Regions from separate parts of the Homo sapiens genome. Here region 1 is linked to region 2. Evidence: read pairs that join two places in POLR2A ChIA-PET (ENCODE). Cell type or tissue: PC-9. All regions are shown on one strand. Links, peaks and the distances in the headings refer to the core of each region. The heading gives the core; the rest is flanking DNA. Region 1 has its middle 27 kb from the start of FAM240A. Region 2 overlaps CCDC12 (coiled-coil domain containing 12).

Region 1 (2,800 bases), core at 154-2,653, 290 kb after region 2:
AGAGAGAAGTGACTTGTCATACAGGAGACCCTCAATAACAGGGGTCCCTAACCCTGGGGCCACGAGTTGGTATTTGTCTGTGGCCTGTTACGAAATGGGACACATAGCAGGAGGTGAGCAGCAGGCAAGTGAGTGAAGCTTCATCTGTATTTACAGCCACTCCCCATCACTGGCATTACCAACTGCCTCCTGTCAGATCAGTAGCAGCATTAGATTCTCATAGGAGTGGGAAATCTACATGAGGGGTCTTGGTTGCACACTCCTTATGAGAATCTAATGGCTGCTGATCTGTCACTGTCTCCCATCACCCCCAGATGGGACCATCTAGTTGCAGGAAAACAAGCTCAGGGCTATCACTGATTTTACATTATGTTGAGTTGTATAATTATTTCATTATATATTACAGTGTAATAATAATAGAAATAAAGTGCACAATAAATGTAATGCACTTGAATCATCCCCAGATCATCCCCCCCACCCTGGTCTGTGGAAAAATTGTCTTCCATGAAACTGGTCCCTGGTGCCAAAAAGATTGGGGACAGCTGCTCAATAAGATTAACAGCCAATTTCTTATCAGAAATCATGGCAACCAGAAGATAGTGGGATGACATATTTAAAGTATTAAAAGAAAAAAATCCTTATCAGTCCAGAATTCTATATCTGGCAAAACTATCCTTCAAAAATAAAGGAGAAATTAAGACATTCCCAGATGATGAATAAAAACTGAGATAGTTCATTCCCAGATATGACAATGAAATACTAAAAGGAGTCTTTCAGGTTGATATATATGGGGGAAAGTGCCTACAAAGACAGGCATTGTCTGGTTATTGTTGAGTTGTGTTGATGTCCTATAGAGGGTAAGGAGAAACTGAGTGTCATTAACTAGCAGTTAAAGGCTAAGTGTTAGAGTTAAAGGACATATTTAGTAGCTTACAGAGAGGCCTTATCTCCTGCAGTAGGACACCAGACACAGCTGAGTGGCTGACCAAGGATCTGATAGAGCCACAGAAGTCCAGGAATGTTTGATTGCCAAAGCAGCTCCCTTAGGCTAAGGTGAGGACTTTGGCTGGGGAATCCTGGTACTGAAATATGGGATGGGGGTACCTGGATTAATGTCTTTGAGGATGTGAGTTCTGAAGACTACTCCACCCCACCCCACCCCCATCCCCAAACACATAGAGCTTGCAGAGGTGGCCTACCCTTCCCTAGTAAGAGCTAGCACTTCCCCCTATGCGCAAGATACTAAAGAGCCTTCTCCCCAACAAGACAATAGGTGTTTCCCTATTTATCTATCCTACTTTCTCTCCTGGTTGCCAGTCCAATGACTAGTGTTAAATCCCAGCATAACCTGACTGGAGCTGCGGTGTGTCTGATAAGAGAAGAAAGAAATTACCCACCAAAGGAGTTGAAAGAATTAGCTAGCTAGCTGGGACCAAGGATTATCATTAGTATTGAATTTTGAATGTGCTTATTCAAGAAGGTTGGAATGTAGGCCGGGTAAGAAAGAATTCATTGACTTGAAGGCACTGTCTTGAAAGAGGAGATTTAACACCCTGGCAAAGATCCCATGGGATAGGTCAAACTCATGGCTAGGGTGGATTTTAGAAGACTGAAAAACAACAATAGCTAATTTTCAGATTCTGTCGACTCAAGAGATGGCCGAGTCTCTAGGATGAAGATTTCGTTTACCAAAGCAAGTATATACTGTAATGATTGTCCCAGTTCTTCTCAAAGGGACATATGAGCATTTTCTTGGATGGCTGTATAGAAAGGAGAATCCCTAGACATCTTGAGGGCTATTGGATACAGGGTCTCAGTTGACATTAATACTCAGGGACCCAAAGCACCATTATGGTCTTCCTGTTAGAGTGGGGACTTGTGAGGTGCAGGTAATAAGTGAAGTCCTTGCTTCAATAAATGAAGTCTAGTTTACAGTAGGCCTATTGGATCTGGAGAGCCAGCCAGTGGTCATTTCTACAGTTCCTGAGGGCTTAATTGGAATTGGTCTCTTCACAGTTGGAGTAATCACAACACAAGGTCCTTGGCCTGTGGGATAAGAACTATCTTAGTGAAAAAGGCCACATGGAAATCTCTAAAACAGTCCTCCCAGCCACAAGAGTAAATAAAAAATAATATCACATCCTGAGGATGATGATTAGTGTCACCACTAAAGACCTGGGTGGTGTTCCCTATTAGATCTCCATTGAACTCATCAGTCTGGACCCTGCAGAAACTGAGTGGATTCTGTAAACTTAGACTTCTACAAACTTGATCAAATAGTAGCCCTGATTACAGCTGCTGTGCCAGATGTGATATCATTGCTAGAGCGTATTAATAAGACCTCATGAACATGTATGTGGTTATTAATATGGTGGATTCATTCTTTTCCTTTCCAAATAGGAAAAGGAATTAAAAAAAGGTTGCATTTAGGTAGACTAGACAAATATATTCATTTATGGTTTTGCCTCACAGCCATGTGAATTCTCCTGCCTTCTGTCATAATATAGTGTAACAAGATCTGGATTGTCCAGATCTACCAGAGAACATCACATGAAATTCATTATATCGATAAAACATCATGCTGATCAGTCAGAACTAACAAAAGAGGGCTAGTACAGAGGAAGCCTTGTTAAGACACATTAGTTCCACATTTAGTGAGAGATAAACCCTATGAAGATTCAGGGACCTGCCATTTCAGTGAAGTTCTTTGGTGTCCTGTGGTCCCGGAATACTGAGATAGGCATATAGGGGGCATCATGCATCTGCTACCACAGGGAAGGAAATACAGCATCTCGTATCT
Region 2 (2,800 bases), core at 184-2,683:
TGATGGACGGGGAAGTGTGTAGCTGAGGGGGTGAGCAGGCTGTGGGGCCAGGACCACGTGAAGAAGCTTAGACTTGTTTTGGGGACACTGGGGTCCCTGAGTCAGAGGGAGGGCCAGTGGAGGCACTGAGGTGGCTGATGTGTCTGCTCCTGTGGAGAGACAGCAAAGCTCCACCCAGACACTGGCTGCCGGTATAGGGTGGACTTTGGGTGGCCTAGGGCATTTGGTGCAAAGGATAGTGTCTTAGAAGCCATTGGGCTTTCTGGGCTGCCCTCCTTCCCATAGACTCTGGGGGCAGAAAGCCCCAAAAAAGCATGGCTTGGTCTCTGCTTCCCTTTGGCTAGGGGACAGCCTGGCCCTAAGCCACAGAGACTGGCCACCAGCAGAGCTGAGGTGCTGGTGCTGCCTGACTCAGAACCCTGCCACAGTCTTCTGCTGCCTTATGGCCCCTCTGCCTGTTTCCTCTTTATGTTTTTGAGTACTTCGTTGGTTGTTTCTGTGTAGGAAGAATACTGATTAGAAATTCCGGAAACTACAGAAAATCAGAGAAGCAAGTAAAAATCACTCAGAGCTGGACATGGTGGCTCATGCCTGTAGTCCCAGCTATTCAGGAGGCTGAGACAGGAGGATTGCTTAAGCCCAGGAGATCAAGTCCAGCCTGAGCAACATAGGGAGACCCCCATCTCTTTTTTTTTTTTTTTTTTTTTTTTTTGAGATGGGGTCTTGCTGTTCTCGCCCAGGCTGGAGTGCAGTGGCACCATCTCGGCTCACTGCAACCTCTGCCTCCCAGGTTCAAGTGATTCTCCTGCCTCAGCCTCCTGAGTAGCTGGGATTACAGGCACCCGCCACCACATCTGGCTAATTTTTGTTTTTTTAGTAGAGATGGGGTTTCACCATGTTGGTTGGCCAGACTGTTCTTGAACTCCTGACCTCAGGTGATCCACCCGCCTCGGCCTCCCAAAGTGTTGGAATTACAGGTGTGAGCCACCATGCCCAGCCAAGACCCCCATCTCTTGAAAAAAAGTCAGTCCTAGAGATAACCACTGTCAACATTTTTGTTGTTTTTATTTCTTTTCTTTTAGCTAGAGCTAGTACCTTCTCCCCTTAGCAACTTCCTCATTCTAAAATGGGGGTGGCAGAACCATTGTTTGGCTCCAGTTGTCCTCAGAAAGGTGGCTTCCAGATGCCAGTGACTGCTGGTGAGTGCAGGCTGCTTCAGTATTTCCTGGCCAGCTGACAAGGTGTTAGGTGTTGGCCTGCCCTACTGCTCTGGCTGGCACCATCTCGTCACACCCTGCCCAGTCTCCAAGAGCTGTGGTGGCCCCGGACACTGTAAGGCTATGGGAGCTCCTAGGATAGCAGCCTGGACCTGCTTTGTGTGTGAACCTGTTGTCCTACTATTTGTTTCTTGACTTTCCTTTTTTATCTCCATTCTTGTCTCCTTTTGGATTTTTTTGTTTTTAATTATTCCACTTTCTTCCTCTGTTAACTTGTTAATTGTATGCTGTTTTCCCTTTCTTTTAGTGATTTCCACAGGCATAACAACATACATCCTTAACTTATCAAAGTCTAATAGAAAATAGTAGTATTTTTACCATTTCCTCTACAGTGCTTAGGACCTTAGAACACTTTAAGGCTATTTGCCACTCTGCCTTTTACACTATTGTTGCTATATTTTAAATACTATAAGTTGTTATTACTCTTTTATACAGTCAATATTCATTTAAATTCTCTTTTCCCCCTGCTTTTTTTTTGAGACAGGGTCTTGCTTTGTCACCTAGGCTGGAGTGCAGAGTGTGATCATAGCTCTCTGCAGCCTTGAACGCCTGGCTCAAGCAATCCTCTTGCCTTAGCCTCCGAAGTAGCTGGGATTACAGACACAAGCCATTGTATTTACCCTTTCTGAGGCATTTTATTTTTTCCCTGCAATTCCATGTTTCCGTCTGAGATCATTTTCCTCTAGCCTAAAGTATTCCTTTTAGTATTTCTTGAATAACGGATTCACTGATAACTGATTCTCCTAACCTTTCTTTGTCTGAAAAAGTCTTTCTCTTGAAGGCTTCTTAACTAGATTTAGAATTTTGTGTGACATTTATTTTGTCCACACTTCTGAGATACCATTTCATGGTCTTATGGTTTCCATAGTTGCAGTTGAGAAGTCAGTAGTCTGTTTTAGTTTCTGCTTAAACACACTTTTTTTTTTCTCTCCAGGCCCATGAGATTATATGAGGTTGGTGCAAAAGTAATTGTGGTTTCTGCCACTATGTTCAATGGCAAAAACCACAGTTATTTTTGCATCAACCTAATGGGAAGCTCTGCTCAGTCTCTCAGCTTTTCAGCTGCTGCATGTAAATAGACATGCTTTAAGGGGAAAGAGGGACGTGATGTCAGGCTCACTTTGTTGTACTTCCCTTATCTCCATGATTGCAGCCCCTGAAATCCTTGCTGTCTTGGTACTTCTCTAAAGCCATTTAAAATACATATATATACATTTTTTTTTTTTGAGACAGTCTGCAGCCTAGGCTGGAGTGCAGTGGTGCGATCTCAGCTCACTGCAACCTCTGCCTCCTCAGTTCAAGCGATTCTCCTGCTTCAGCCTCCTGAATAGCTGAGATTACAGGCATGTGGCACCATACCCACCTAATTTTTGTATTTTTAGTAGAGACCGGGTTTCGCCCTGTTGGCCAGGCTGGGCTCAAACTCCTGACCTAAAGTGATCCACCTGCTTTTATAAGGGAGGTTAAATCTTGGGCCTGTGTTGGAAAGGCCAGGTCCCCAAGCTGAACCCCCCCATGCTCCT

The links. ChIA-PET counts read pairs that join two places held together with the same protein. Peaks named below come from ENCODE experiments on the same cell type or tissue, not always from the same donor. Only the 100,000 strongest peaks of a DNase experiment are listed, where the experiment ranks them.
Region 1: POLR2A ChIA-PET joins it to region 2 with 5 read pairs; 2 of 35 experiments call an interaction of 5 or more read pairs at or near these places.

The regions. Positions count from the first base shown.
Region 1 is chr3:46,637,647-46,640,446 of GRCh38, reverse strand. No RefSeq gene overlaps it. Among named protein-coding and RNA genes, the nearest start is that of FAM240A, 27 kb to the right of the region's middle. In PC-9, for the core only: no CTCF peak of the experiment used is centred there; no DNase peak of the experiment used is centred there.
Region 2 is chr3:46,927,944-46,930,743 of GRCh38, reverse strand. All of the region lies in intron 2 of CCDC12 (coiled-coil domain containing 12), which reads left to right. Among named protein-coding and RNA genes, the nearest start is that of CCDC12, 47 kb to the left of the region's middle. RefSeq lists enhancers at 68-117, 1-139. In PC-9, for the core only: no CTCF peak of the experiment used is centred there; no DNase peak of the experiment used is centred there; H3K27ac peaks cover 1,200 bases.